2 separate regions of the Homo sapiens genome follow, and region 2 is linked to region 1. A link is an interaction called in ENCODE POLR2A ChIA-PET data of the cell type or tissue named here. Cell type or tissue: OCI-LY7. All regions are shown on one strand. Links, peaks and the distances in the headings refer to the core of each region. The heading gives the core; the rest is flanking DNA.

Evidence for each region. Peaks named below come from ENCODE experiments on the same cell type or tissue, not always from the same donor. Only the 100,000 strongest peaks of a DNase experiment are listed, where the experiment ranks them.
Region 2: POLR2A ChIA-PET joins it to region 1 with 5 read pairs; 2 of 35 experiments call an interaction of 5 or more read pairs at or near these places.

What each region holds. Positions count from the first base shown.
Region 1 is chr2:60,366,720-60,374,498 of GRCh38, reverse strand. The region is part of intron 1 of MIR4432HG (MIR4432 host gene); the gene reads left to right. Among named protein-coding and RNA genes, the nearest start is that of MIR4432, 17 kb to the left of the region's middle. In OCI-LY7, for the core only: no CTCF peak of the experiment used is centred there; DNase peaks (open chromatin) are centred at 2,668, 3,518, 3,808, 4,268 and 1 weaker place; H3K4me3 peaks cover 2,761 bases; H3K27ac peaks cover 4,321 bases.
Region 2 is chr2:60,508,314-60,516,092 of GRCh38, reverse strand. The region is part of intron 2 of BCL11A (BCL11 transcription factor A); the gene reads left to right. Among named protein-coding and RNA genes, the nearest start is that of BCL11A, 41 kb to the left of the region's middle. RefSeq lists enhancers at 176-295, 406-535, 2,792-2,901. In OCI-LY7, for the core only: no CTCF peak of the experiment used is centred there; a DNase peak (open chromatin) is centred at 3,832.

The sequences.
Region 1 (7,779 bases), core at 1,465-6,464:
AATTTAAAGCAAATATATGGTTTATTTGCTTTAAATAAGGTCTTCAAATAAACATCTTCCTGGAGGTCAAATGCTAAAGTGCACGTTACCATGGGTGGATAAGAAGAGACTACTTTGTCCTGGGGCACTGTTTTCCAAAATGTGTTCCAAAAAACCCTAAGCACAAAAGATGTTGCTGTAGAGCAAAAAGCTGTATGTATGTATGTATGTGTGTATGTATTTATGTGATCAGTGTATTTGGGAAGTAATGCATACACATTTGGGTGAAGGAGGCTATGAAAGTGAATTCTTATAGAGGAGGAAATAAATAACAAGTTATACAGTTATTAAAACACTGATAAATGCCACAAACATGACAAAATCTAGAAAACTAATGTAATATTTTTACTCATTAATTGCTTGACATATTTCTATAATACTTTTCCTTCTATATTTTATAGCTCTGCACTCTTTGCTCACCTCTTCATATGACAACAATTTGGAAATCTTTTCTACAAAGAGGCTAGAAACCTAATTTAGTCTTTCCCTAACATGATTGATGAAAATTTATTTTTTGTTATTAATAATTAAGAAAAGGTCAGTTTTGTTGCTTGTTATTGGTACTATCATGTGAAGTTTTAGGATTGTTGACAAATTTGGGACATCTCTTAAGTTTCCTTCATATGTGAGCTGTAAGATTTCACAATGTTCTGAGTTTTCTGGTGCAGTAATTTATCTCACCTATTCTTTAAACTGATGACCCTCATTAACCAGGCCTTGAAAGGGCCCCATCTAGAGAGGGGTGGTGACACTTAAGCTTTATTCCCATCAAGGTACATTTGCCCCCGTACAAAACCTCTTCTCCTACCCCTCCAGTATTTATTCAGAGAAATTTCAAACCTAAGGAAAAGTTGGAAGACTAGTGCAATGGACACTTGTACAGCACTCACCAACATTCACCAATAAACATTTTGCTACATTTGCTTTACCTCTTTCTCAATCTCTACCTCTCCTTCTCTCCTGTCTATGCACACACACACACACACACACACACACACACACACACACACGCACCCCACCAACACATCACACACCACACATACACATGAGTTCAGGCTATATTTTCTAGGAATGAGGACATTTTTGTACATAGCCATAATACTATTTTCATGTCTCATAAATTTTCCATAGATATTATAATGTTATCTAATAAACACTCCATATGCTATGTGCGTATTTACTAATTGGTATCAAAAGTCCTTTGTAACCGCTCCCTTTCCTTTCCTCCCCCTCTCTTTCCTTTGCTTTTTCTTCATTTCCTCTCCTTGCCTCATCCTATCTATTAATCTTTGGTTACATTCTTACTTTTTGGTTCACAATGTCCTAGGATTACATTGCTCTATTTTACCCCCAGAGCTGGAATCAGCCATTCTCTCCAAGGAACCCTGGTTCAAGGATCCCTGTCAAAAACAAAGCACCTATTAACATGTGACAGATGCTGGGACATTACACTGTGGGGTGAACACCACCCTGTTATCTCTGGATCCCCTCTTTGTGAGCCAAGTCCTTGGGCTTGCTACTTAAGTACCAGGGAGACCACAGATGCTGGTGACACCTGGAGACTTTTTATCAGGTATTTGAGAGATGCAATTTGTCCTGTGGAAAAAGGCTCAGTCTGCAGACCCCTGGCCTTCTCTTGTGTACTCCTCTTCTGGCTGGGAGGTGGGGTGAGGAGAGAGTAGACCACAGAGACAGCCTGTAGCAAAGGAAGAAGAAATTTCTGGAAGTTTTTTTTATATCTAAATACTACTCCTCCCTGTATGACATCCAAGTCATTGTTTAAGGTCCACCCAGTGTCGTCTCTTAAAACACCAGTATCATGTCTGTAGATAGCTGGGAACTCAGTCTCCATCTGCATCTCTGGACCCTATGGTAGGAGCCTATGAAGAACAACCTGAAGCTTTGCCAGGGCCTTCAGCTATGGGTTTGGACATTGTCCAGAAAGAGCACCAAGTTTCCGCTTACACCTTCTGGGAGGACAGCCTTGGAGACCTGCAAACACATCCTGAGCTAGGGAGAGTCAGCAGGCCTGGGCCCTGAGGGGCAACCAGGGGTGACAACTAGGGTGCATTACTCAGACTTGCTTCCTGGTGCCACTTCAGAGGCATTAATATGTTTCTTTTGAGAACTGTCCTTTGAAAGAACTCTTGGAGTGGAGCTGATTCTGTAAACTTGATGCTATCTGGAAACCAGAGGACCAAACAAGCAGCCTGAGGAGGCCAGGAACCCTGGGGATGCGACCCAGGTATTAGTTGGAGAGCCCAGGAGAGGCCCCAGGGAGGCGCTGATGAAGTGGGACAGGACGTGATCACTACTGTGAGCTTCTAGGTGGGGGACAGGGCAGGAGAAGCCCCTCCCAGGGGTTGCCCGAAGTAGGCGCCTTGGCTGAGACCGAGGACCCTGGCAGGAAGGCCTTCTATAGAGACAGGATCTTCCATCTTTCTTCTACAAGTGGCTGAAGGAGGAAGTTGGAAAATCAGTTAACGTTTCTCCAGTGTGATCTCTTCACCTACAAAGCTGTGGATTAGATGACTAGTTTTCATGCATTTAAAAAAAAAAATCAGCAAAATGAGGCCTTCTGTGGAAGCCCAATTAGGTAGAAGTGCAGCTGCTCTATTTGAAGAGGAAGTTGGGGCCCCAAAGCCTTCCCAGAAGCCCCCTCTGCCAACCTTCCTCCACCCCTCCGTGGCCCCTGAAGGGAGCTCTGGTTTTTCTATAAACAGATTCCATCTGGAATAAAAAGCAAAGGTCTGAAAAGTTTTTCTCATTCTAAACATGCAACTACAGGCAGAAAATTGATTATTTGGAATCCTGCGTGGAATGCGCTTGTGAGGGCTGGTGAGGAGGCACAGGAAGTGCCTTCAGCATCATGTGTTTAGATGGCTGGGCGGGAGGGCCATCGAAGGACCCTGGAATCATTAGAACTGTTGGCGCTGACGAGGGCTAAGTGGACCAGAGAAGCCCGTGTCCTGTGGCTGTGGGTCTTGGGTGTGGGGAGTCAACGGAGCCGCTGGGTCCAAGTCTGAACGTGTCCTGAAATGCCTCCTAAAGCCTTCATTGTTTCTGGTCTGCTTAGCACAGGTCCGCATTAACACTGTGTAGAATGGCTATAGGCTTCCTAGAAAATATGAGCTAGGATGGTAGTTTTGAGACACTCTGTTCTGTGTAATTCTTGTTTTAGAAGAGGATTCATTCTATGTTTGCCCAAGATTCATAAGGAGTCTGTGCATACTAGACAAGAACTGACACTTCTGGAAGGTTTTAATTTTCAAAGAACATCCTATGATCTCATTTGATCCTCACAACAAATCAGAAAAACAGGCAGGGTAGGTATTAGACTCATTTGCAGATGAACAGACAGAAGCCTAAGGGAGGGTGAGTGGCGTGCTCACACATGGCTGGCACCTGTGAAGCTGGGACTGCATTTTCGATTCTCCAAGCCAGCCCCAGCTTCCCAATTCTGTGTAGATAGCGGATCAAATGCAGGTGGTTAGAAAAGAGTTTTGTTGCTGTGGCTTCTGTGAGCAAGATCAGCCACGGGCATGGTTAAAGGTGGAATTAAGACTTCTTACCAACTCCACTAAGTAGCTCCTCTAGGCTTCAAATGCCACTGAACATTTTGGGATCCACTGGGGAGAGTAGTGCCCACCCCCACTCCTGCCCAGGCTCCCATTGTAATTGCTTTTCCTGTAGCTCCCTGGGGCAGCAGGATGTGGCAAGAGTCTACAGACTTGAATGCTACTCCTAACTCTACTGCCAATGGTTCATGTGTCTTGGGCAACTGCGTTGACCCTCAGAGGATATTGAACTACAGCAGTGTTTCTCAAAGTGCTGTGCTTGGGCCACCTGTGACAAAGTTACGTGAGAGAGAGAGTGTGTGTGTGTGTGTGTGTGTGTGTGTGTGTGTGTGTGTGTGAATGTCCTGTGTGTGTATATATATTCCCAGGCTGCTCCCCAGATCCGCTGAATCAGAGTCTCTGGGCTGGGGCATCTTCTCCTTCGTTGATTCAGAGACACACTCAGGTTTGACGACCACTAGGCTAGAGGCTCCCCAAGTATCCTTCCAACTTAATGCCTCCTTTCTGCAATAACCCTCTTCCTTGACTCTGGGTGGGCTGAGATTTCTGTAGCGAAGGGTAGGACTTGATTTAACAGTAGGTTTAAAAAGCTGTTTCAGGCAGACTTGCAAAAACCTGAGAGTCCAAGGGGGAAGTTACAGAGTAGGGGATGCAGGAGTGAGTGCAGAGTGAGAAGGCACCTGTGTGCCTGTTTCAGAAATGAAAGTAACTTCCTAAACTCTGCTCATGCCAAGAAAAGTATGGGTACTGTGTTGCTGCTTATTAAAGACAAAATAAATCACTGTTCCAAGGAGACACTTCTTGCCTTTTCTTGCTATCCTATGTCTACTTCTCCATGATTCAGGTGCTGACGAGGACTTTCACCTGGGAGAAGAGCTCATTCTTCCTATCGTTTCCCTGGGAAGAACATGGCTGAAACAACTTACTGTACAGACCACAGAAGTGAGACCAAAAACACTGAGATGAGGAAGAGGTCAGCAAAAGAGTCATATTTTAAAATATGTGCAATACTTATTATAATTGTTCTGCGCACTCCTATGGTGTGTTAAAAGATTTCACACTTTATAAGGTCTGGCTTCCAAGCTGAATATGATATTGTCTTGTACTCAGGTTGCATATAAAAGTGGCTGTAACAGCTTAAAGAGCTAGTCTTAGGAGTAGACTCACAGACCAGTGTTAGATAGTTTATGCTTATGAATTTGAATTTGAATATTTTAATACACCAGGGTTGATAAAGTCATCAAAAGTGTTATGGTAAAAAGCCAATTCCTAGGAGGAGACCATTGTCTTAAAAAATTATTAGCATTTATAGCTTATGTGGGAACATAAGTTCTACTCACCGAAGACTATAGAAGAGGTGGTTTCGTGATACAAGAAATGTGCTACCTGTACAAATTTAATGTGAAGTGAAAATAGTGTACCTATGTGAGTGGGATATCATGCAGATAACTTTTGGTTATTCAAGGTCTCCTTGTATAATTTAGGAAGTTATTTATTGTCAGCAAATACTTGTAAATTATTTCCAGCTGCCATGAACTAAATTTTAGGTACACTCTTTTCTGTGAGACGCAGAGGTGCTCATTTGGGAATGGATTCTGGCCAAGAAGTATGCATGATCCACTGGAACAATGGGAGGTAACATTTGGAAGAAGAAAATAAAATTGGCTGGGCGGGGTGGCTCACGCCTGTAATCCCAGCACTTTGGAGGGCTAAAGTGGTCAGATCATGAGGACAAGAAATCGAGACAATCCTGGCCAAAATGGTGAAACCCCGTCTGTACTAAAAATACAAAAAATTAGCTGGGCGTGGTGGCGGGTGCCTGTAGTCCCAACTACTCAGGAGGCTGAGGCAGGAGAATCGCTTAAACCCGGGAGGCAGAGCTTGCAGTGAGCCAAGATCATGCCACTGCACTCCAGCCTGGCAACAGAGTGAGACTCCATCTCAAAAAAAAAAAAAAAAAAAAGAAAAAGAAAAAAGAAAATAAAATGGACCCCCACCAATGTCCTGCGTCTTCTGTTCTCATTCTTCTTAACTCTTCAAAGATCATACACAGCGGATCTCAGGTCAAAGCTGCAAGTTGTTTTAGTATCCTGGGATCTTCTGTAGCAGAGCCAAGATTTGAGTTTTTCTAAACTGGTAGGCTCATTCTTCCTGGCTCCGTATCTCTCTCCCTGTGGCCATTCCAGGGTCCACCCATGAACAGCCTCATTGCAGCTGCCAAGTCACCAGCCAGCCTATTGGACAACTGGCCTTTATATTGAAGCAGGCACTTGACATTCCAGCCCTGTTTCCCTGCTGCCACTGCTGCTTTCTCCCATCCAGTGATACTGAAATAAACTGTTCAGGTGAAATGAAAATATCTAGAAAGAGGCCTATAACTCTGTGTCAATGGAAAGCTACCTGGGATGTGCATTAGCTCTGCAAGCAGTAGTGTGGGGAGATACTCATCCTGCCAGGGTAGCTGTCTCCACATGAAACATCTTAATTTGGGTTTACTATAGTTAGAATATTTTGCATATTACTGTTCTTTATTTCAAAATTATGCCTACTTAAAAAATAATAGTTCTTTAAAGAGTTGCTAGGTTTCCATTTCTTTTGCATCATAAAGACAGAGCATTATGGATATTTCGAGAAGTAAAGATAAGGGATAATATCACTCATGATCCCTCACACGGTTATTATTTTTGTTTATTTCATTCCAGCCTTTTTAAAAAATAAGTATGCTTTTATCTAGTTGTAACCACAGTGTCATACTATTTCCAGTTTCTTTTCCCACTTAGCATGTGTCATTTTGCATTTTTCCATGTTACTGTGTAGTCTTTGTCCTCCTAATGGCTACATGAAGGTCCATGGCTGTGTATCATAATTTACTTAACCATTTACCTACTGTAATCATTTTGATTGCTTTCAGTTTCCCACTGTTATAAGTCATATTGCAATGGGCATATATGTGCATATTGTTTTTCCATATTTGTATTATTTGTTGCATTTTTTAAAAAGTGTCATTCAGGAACCAGGATATTTGCTCAACAGTAGACATTGCATTTGAAACTAATGGGGAAAAGGGGCTTTATAGAACAATTACAGTGGGAAAATGGGGCATTATTTAACAATTTATTGGGTCTTCACTATTCCATAAGTTGAGGAGAACATGTAGCATTATGAGTATTACCACAGTCATAGGCATTCAGACACCTTAAAAGTACCTGTGATTCATTCAGAGGTCTTGTGGTGGTGTTAGGACTCTTCTGTCCTTTGCAACATACTTACTTGCTTTGGTGCTGGTTGTTATTGCTTTATTGCAATTTCACTGCCATATGCAGGTACACAAGAGCCTATGTGCAAAGGTGTTAAACAAGGCAATCGGAATATTCTTTGGTCAACATCCTCCAGGAAAGATATCTGTGATATCCTATTTACCTGAACTTCACCTAAGGTGTGGGTTTTTGTGGTGGTAATAAGAATACCATTCTTGTCTTTTTTTGTTTTTGTTTTTTTGTTTTTTTTTCCTCAAGATGGAGTCTTGCTCTGTCACCCAGGCTGGAGTACAATGGCATGATCTAGGCTCACTGGAACCTCCACCTCCCAGTTTCAAGTGATTCCCCTGCTTCAGCCTCCTGAGTAGCTGGGATTACAGGCACGCGCCACCATGCCTGGCTAATTTTTTGTATTTTCAGTAGAGACGGGATTTCACCGTGTTGGCCAGGCTGGTCTCGAACTCCTGACCTAGTGATCCGCCCACCTCAGCCTCCCAAAGTGCTGGGATTACAAGCATGAACTACCGCGCCCGGCCCATTCTTGTCTTCTTTAATGTCAGTAATATAGCACTTAGTGAGTGTACAAATGAAAGCTGTGACCCTCTACTTAATATTTTGGAGGCACTGGATGTATTGGCCACTGGCATGCCAAATATGAGCTTGTAATTACAATGACATTCTTTTTTAGGGTTTATGAAGGTTTTATTTAATGAAACATGCTTAAGACTAACTAGAACACCTTTCTGTCCCTCATTCTACCCCTTTGTTTTCTCCATTGAACTTCATGACCTCAGAGTGAATGTGAAAGGGTGAGTTTTGGGAGGCTGGGAACAAGGGTGCACAGTAGTGGGTCTATGTGAGCTAATAGCAGGGAAGAAAAATCAGCACTGCATTTTTTAAATGGG
Region 2 (7,779 bases), core at 959-5,958, 140 kb before region 1:
AGGCTAGATTTTCAATCCCTGCTTCCCTTTTTCATAACCCAGTTCAATGAAGACATAATTGAAGTGGTGAGAAGAGGGGCCACCGCCCTTCAGACTCCAGGGTATTTGTATTCCAGGACCCCTCCGTGGGTGTTGGCCCAGCGGTGCCCAGAGAATATTCCCTTATTGGATCTTTCTCGAATTGACTTGTTCACTTCCTGTTCAGCGCAGCCTGGTGGTGACTCGGTAATCCCCACAGTAAGACCTCACAGTGGGTTGAGTGGCCTGGGAGCTCAAGTCAGGGGCAGAAATGGGGAAGCTGGAAAGTTGGGTGATCAAGAGTCATTTGGAAGCCCCCATGTCTGTGTCAGTCCACTCACATCTCTGTCCGCCACCCACCACCACTTTCTCCCTGCCTGAAAGCACTGGGCTGTGTTTCAGAGAGGTAGCTGGGTCCCACAGATATTTATGGAGGGCTTGTTTCTGTATCTCCTTCTAGTGGGCTGGACCTCCCCAGGCCATTTTTCTAGGTAACTAGGAAGGCCTGACTCTGTCAGCAACTTGGCTTTCTTTGGAGGAGGTGTCACTCTGGGATTAGTTAAAAGGGGATCAGTGGTATTCACATTGGCTCGTGGGTGTATTTTCTCCTCCTCAAATTATAACCTTTTGGAGGGCAGGAGTCATGTTTTATTTTTTGTGCCTTCTTGGTGCCTAACATAATGCTGGTTCATATGTAGTATTTAATCTGTACTTTGCTCACGCTGCTTGATTGAACAGAGAAAGACCGGGCTTTGAATGGATCCCCAGCTCCCTGTCCAGGGAAGGTGTGAGGCTGGGCAAGTTTATTTCCCCCTTCCTCCCTGGGGAGAAAGTGAAAAAGTGAAAGTGCTGGGGTTGGGATAGCTGGTGGTGTCTTTGTGGCTTTCACCCCATGGTCAAGCAGTGAACTCTGCTTGCAGATTCTGTCTCGCTCACCTGGAAGCCAGTGTTGGGGAAGGAGCACGTGGGGGAGGATCCTTAGGTCTGGGCAACACTTTGGAGTTAGGGGGTCCCCTGGAGGTGTGGGAAGCTGGTAGTGGCATTCTGGAAACAAGCTAGAGCCTGTCTCACCAGAGGGAGAACGGCTGAGTTCGGAAGGGACTGGGGCCTGCTTTCCTTTGGGTGGCTTTGACTGGCTCTTGGATGAGTTTAAAAGGTGATTCTCTCTCTCTCTCTGTCTCTCTTTTCTTTTTTTTTTTTTCTTTTTTCTGTTTTAGTGTATGTGTATGCAAGACCTTTGATATTTGAGTAGGGAAATCCTCTCTTATCAATGGAATTCACAGCCTCTTATGGTGCCTTACCCTTTCATTGTGTTGTAAAGACAGTCAGACCAACTAGATTTATTTGCACAACTCTGATTTTTTTCCTAAGAAACTCCCCCACCCAATTTAATTTTTTTTTTTTTTTGAGATGGAGTCTCGCTCTGTCGCCCAGGCTGGAGTGCAGTGCTACGATCTCGGCTCATTGCAGCCTCCGCCTCCCAGGTTCAAGTGATTCTCCTGCCTCAGCCTCCCAAGTAGCTGGGATTATAGGTGCATGCCATCACACCTGGCTGATTTTTTTTTTTTTTTTTTTTTTTAAGTAGAGATGGGGTTTCACCATGTTGGCTAGGCTGGTCTTGAACTCCTGACCTCAGGTGACCCACACGCCTCGGCCTCCCAAAATGCTGAGATTACAGGTGTGAGCCACCGCACCTGGCTATTTAATTCTATTTTCAGATGGCTTGTTCTCCAAGTCTTGGGACTGCCCAGAAATGGGTTGCCTGGTAGGGCTCATGGCTCAGCACTGCGATCCCACCAGTGGCCGGGGTGTTCCTTAGCCTTCTAGTTCAGTTGTGGCCCTTCTGGGCTTCCTTTGCTACCAGTTTCCACCACATGGCTGGAGGTAGCCCAGCCTGGAAGCCTCTCAGAGCTCCAGCCTGGAAGCCTCTCAGAGAGTGCTTGGAGCACTGCTAGCTGCACGTGCTCTCAGGAAAGTCCACAAGGAGATGGCTGGTGTGGCTCAGAGTCCTTGTGTGCTGCCTCAGCCCATGCCAGGCCACCTGTGGCTGTCTGCCCTCAAGTCTGTCCTTCTCTGAGGATTTAGGACTGTGAACCTAGAGAATTCAAAGTAGTGGAACTAGAATCCAGGTCTCGACTCAATCCAGGGAGTTTTGCTCACCACAAGCCAGGAACAGCTTCTCTTCATGGAGGTGCCTGTCTGGAAGGCAGAGAATCTCTGGCTTGTTGAGAAGAGAGAGTCTGCCCTTCAGACTGCAAGGTGTTCACTGCATAGGACCCTTCGTAGGTGCTGACCCAGCTGTGCCCAGTGCTAGAGCTAGGACTCAGTTCTATTTTCCCAGAGAGTGGTGTGATGGGAGGCTATTTCTTTTTCTTTTTTCAGTCCTGATCAGGGATGAGTCCGTGCTGTTGGGTTTATTCATTTACTTTAGCGTGTGAGTGGGGAGATGGATTAGGCAGCAGGCCCTTGGAAGGGTGGGAAGATTCAGAAGAGAGAGGGCAGGACTGGGAAGATCCAGACAGGACATGAAGATTTGCTCCACAAAGAGAGAAGCAGCAGGAGTTCTGGCTAGAGGCTAACCCAACACCCACACCTGCCAAAGGGGTTCCCATGGGGTGGCTGGCTTGAGGGGATCTGGGCGCTGGTTTCTGCTGTGGACAGCCTCAAGTGGGGCGTGGAGGCAGCATCTCCAGAAGCACCCGGCAGATGGCTCCTGAGGGAGCAGGGACTCCTTCTAGTGCCACTCCTGGGACTAAATTCCTTGTCCCCTCCTTGTCTCATATTTAGCATCTTGGAGCCGTGTCAGCTGCAGAGACTGGAGTCCGGGGCATGATGGGGATGTACCTGAAACCTAGTGAGAGTCATCCTGACTCTGGGGAAGAGCCGCTCAAAGATGAGAAAGATAAAGTAATTTGCCACCCCCAACCCCTCACAGGCTAGACTATCCATGGATTTCAGTGGGGTGGTGAGTCCTCATGATCCCTGAACCTCTCCTCAAATGGTGACTGTTCTGGGGGTCCTTTCTCTGCCTTTCTCAGGGGGTAACCAGAGGTGGTGGTGTGGTCCACTGTGACTCGTCAGCTGTTGCTCTGTGTGTTCATTTTTGAGAAAATGTTAATCTCTGAGACGTCTAAGAGGTGAAACTCCTTTCTCTGTGTCTCCTCCAAATGGATGCCATGTGGGTGGGCAAAGTGGTTGGGTTTATTCATTTACTTTAGGTGTGTATTGTAGTAAAACCTGCTTGTTCTCCTATCCGTCATCAGAGGTGACTCATACTTGAGACACTAAAAGAGAATAAACTGTCTTCATAAGGCTGTGAACGTCGCCAGATTATGAACCAACTTCAAGTAACGTAGGGATGCCTTGATAATTATATTATTGAAACCATCTCCAATTAGATATGCAAAATGGAGTTGCTGGGGGCTTCAGTTTTCTTTAGACCAAATAATTTAGAGCTGAGAGGAGAGGCAGATACCATCTAGTCTCACTTTTTACAATTTAGCATTGGATTTGTTGAGCATGTACTCTCTGCAGAGCATTGTGATAGGTTCTGGGTTGGGAGGGGAGCCGGGAAGGCAAGCATCCTCTCTCAAAGCTGCCTTTCTCATTTGAGAGGCGAGTGTGTGTGGCACAGGGGCAGGTAGAAGGAGACAGATCCTTTATACCTGAGAGCAAGATGTGCAGCCAGGAAAGCTCAAGGACACAGGCCAAGGGAGGTGAAGTGACTTGCCCAGGCCACCCAGTTACCTAGCACAGCTCAGCCACAAGCCCAAATGAATGATTCTGAGTTCCACATCAGCGCATCGGGCAGCCACCATGAGCAGTTCCACAGTGACAGGTGGGGCTCTAGGTGGCTTCCTTTAAAACATCTGAGGAAAGCAGGCTTCCTCTCTGACTGCTCTCCAGGGGTGGTGAGCACAGGGGTTCATCTGCAGCTCCCCAGCTCCAGTGCTCCTTAGCCTTCCAAGTTGTTTGAATTAAGTTGCAAGCCCAGGTGGCTGCACACATATTCATTTTGGAGTGACTGTGACACTTGTATTTCCTGGGAAGCGTTACTATGTCTTTGGCCGAGCAAGTATTACGCCATGAGCTGGTTCCCTTTCTTTTGCCTTTGAACACCTACATTGCTGGGAGGATACCTTAGTGAGAGTGCCTGGGCCACTGGGCGTAGCAGAGGAAGCACCTCATCATTTTACTGATTTATTTGAAAGAAAAAAGCTCCCTCCAACCCTTGCCTTCATAGAAACAGAGTGTTGAAAGCTTGGAGAAGAATTAATGACTCCCCTGCCCCTTAGTGTCTTACATGACTAGCTGCTTCTTTGCCTACTGCATTTTCAACTTATTTCAACTTATTTTCTGTGGCTTGGAAAATACGTTGACTGAGTGATGATTGTTTTCATGAAATGGTGCAACATGTAAAGCAATGGTTGTCATTAATAGTGCAGTTATGTAGAGTGTAGCTCTTTGAGTCTTCAGTTTTGAATCAGATTAGCGCTCTGTTAACTTAAAATAGCCCCAAAAAAGAAGAAGGAAAAAAAAAGAACTGTCAGAAATCAGAGGGAAATATTAGCATTATGAAACATGGTAACAAGTGGCCATTAGCACTTTATGTCTGCATGAATAGCATCTTTAAGTGTTTTATTGGTAACGGAAAAGAGTGGAGTCACATAGAATGACATTACTTCCCAAATTGGCGAGTTCTTTTAATTCAGACTTCTCCTTGTTATTGCCTACTGGGGAGCACTTATTCACCTGTCAAATTGTATGCTAGGGTGGGAAAGGGTATTTTAGCTTTTCTGGCTGCATCCCGGGCTCTCAGGTAGAAGGGATTTGTCCCTTTGCCATGGCCTCCTTCTCTCCTGCCCTCCCCAGTGCCCCTGCCAGGAGGAGGGAGAATCTGAAAGCAAGAATGGAGGGAGAGTAATGCCGTGGAGGCAGCTGGGATTTGTGCCTGGCCAGTGCCCCTGCACAGTATTGGATATGAGTATGGGCATCTCAGTGTGCCTGGAAACGCAGTTGGCTGCACAGCCCCAGTGGGAAGAACTCTGAGGAACTGCTGGTGGTTGGCTCTTCCCCAGGCTCTCAGCCCCTCTTTCTAGAGGCTCCACCTAAGCCTTAGGAAAGACTTTCGTTTGGTTTTAACTGGCTCCTGTCAAGGGTTCCCCCAAACCAGCTCAACCCCTCCATTTACATTATAATGCAAAAGCTCTTCCCTGTGGGTCTCAGGGCCTGTGGGGAAAATGGAATCTGGCTCAAACCCAAGATCCAAAGCTAAAGTGCCCCCAGGTTGGGCTGCCTGACAGTTTTATAGATATGGCATTGAGTGGCCTCCTGGCAGTTTGGAATTGTGAAGGTTCACTCATTCATTTTTCAACAAATATTTTGAACACCTGCCACATGCTGGGAACGGTTCTTGGTGTTGGGCATAGAAAGCCTTAAAAACTCCCTGCTCTTGTGGCACCCCCTTTCTAGCTGGGGAGAGACAGAAGATGCACCAATAAATATGTGAATTATATAGTATGGCAAGAGAAGATCAAACTGCCTGCACGAAAATAAGGTGGGGAAGAGGGGTAAGGGGTGCATGGTGACCAGGCTTTTAAATAGGATAATTAGGGAAGGCCCAATGAGAAGCAAAGGCTCCAAAGAGGTGAGGAAGTTGGCCATGAGAATTTTGAGAAGATGGTTCCAGGAAGAGTGTGTAGAGAGCAGAGACCTTGTGTGTAATACGCCTGGCTACTGGAGGAGGAGCAAGGGGCCCTGAGGTCAGAGTGGAAAGAGTGCAGGAGGAGGAGGAGAGGAGACCAGCTGGCTCCTTGAAGGACGTAGAGCAGGGATTTTTGGCTCTGACTCCAAGGGAGATGGAAGCCACTGGAGGAGTGATGTCATATGACTTGCGCTTCCAGAGAGTCTCTTGGGCCGCATTTTGAGACTCAAGCATGGGAAAGTGAGGCAGAAGCAGTCAGAAGGCAAATTTTAGGCAAGTGATGGTGGCGTGGACCAGGGTGGTGGGGACGTGAGAAGGGGCTGGATTCTGGACATACTTCGAAGGGAAAACCGGCAGGATTTGCTGACTGGTGGGATGGGTTGTATGAAAGGAAGGGAGGAGTCAAGATGGACCCCAAAATGTGTGGCTCGGTGACTGGGAGAATAGAATTGCTGTTTATTGGGATGGGCCAGAAAGGCTGTGGAGGTGCTCAGAGGATGGGTGTGTCTGGGGCTCCTTCACCACTTCAGGACTTCAGTGGATGCTAGACTACTGCCCTGTTCAGGAAGATCGTGAGGGGAAAGAGAGTAGCCCCCCGATTGTGGCTGTTCGGAGAGCCCCAGTTGACTGCCTATAGCTGAGATGATTTAAGTCGAGTTCTTTGGGGAGGGCCAGGTGTTTTTCTCCTCCTCCTAATCTTTTTGTTCTTTTTCCTTCTCTGTTGTTCTTTAGCTACCAAAGACAACTTGATCTTTTGATCCAGAAAGATGCGCTTTGTTTCTTGCATTTCTTTCCCTTCGTTTGTTTTCTCAGGTCTCAGGTAGACCATCGAGCTGCTGTTAATTGGTGATATTTAGGAATGGGTTGGAAGCTGCATCTTTTCCTGGACTTCTCAGGACTCTCACTGCCACGTGTCTTGTGCTTCCACAGAACCGTTTTCTGAGACGTCCGTGTGGCTCTGCTGTGCTCAGGTCCACGGTTAGCCCCTGGCTTGGAATTTCTTCCGGAAATCCGTTGTCCTCTTTTCCACAGGTTCTCCTCCTCCCTTTCCCCATTTCTGGAAAGAAGTGGGCTGGCACATAGAGCCTTTTTCCTTGAAAGGAGAGTGCAGAGCCCTCTAATGGAAAAGTAAAAAAATTCTTGGAATCCTCATAACATCCAAGCCAGCCAAAGCTGAGACCAAGTAAATTATTGGGGGGTAATTTGCAAGGGCCTGAATCAAACAAATTGCTTTCTTGTTTCTCAGCTTGAATCTTTAGACCAGAAGCCTGTGATTTCGGAGTCTGATGAGAAATAAGAGTCAGTGTTTCTGTCTGAGCCACTTTTCTTTGGAGGAGGTCCTCTAGGCTTTAGCAATCACAGAAGAACCAGTGACAGGTTCCTTGTCATAGGAGAGCTCCTTGGTCCTCAGGATTCAAAAGACACCTTAAGTAGCAGTGGGTAGGGCGTAAGTTTAACATCCCTCAAGGTAGGCCTTAGGTTTCCCTCTGTCCCCTCTATGGTGCTGGCTTTGCCACATGTAGAACAAACTCTTCTGGAATCATAGGTAACCCAAGGGGGAGCTCAGAGAAGAGTCCAGGCTGCCAGTGCAAAGGTCCAGCCCTGTCGCCAAGGAGACCCTCAGGGAAATGCACAGGCCTCCAGCTATTCCCACGGCCCCTGTAGCTGAGCGCCAGCTTCTTCCTGGGCCAAGCTGAGGCTGTTTCCTGCCGTGTCCATTCTCCTAGCAACGCTTCTCTTTGGCCAGTTTGCCATAGTACCTGAGGTAAGTTTTGTCCTTTGCCTGCCAAATGCTTTACATCCCGGAGGAAAGCAAAGTCCTCTTCAGAACAGGAAAAGTCCAGTGCAGTTCCACACTGTGCTATTCCAGAACCTCCCAGTTGCATTCCTTTGCCAACTAGGTAATGTGCTAGGGATATTTGTCTCGCAGCAACTGGCAACCCCCTGTTTGGGTAAAAGTCAGACTCAGGGACCCGGCTGCAGTGCTTGCTCCTGTGGCCCCTGCAGGGAGTGTGGCCTGGGGTGTAATTCTGCACACCCAGGAAGCTTCTCTGTCT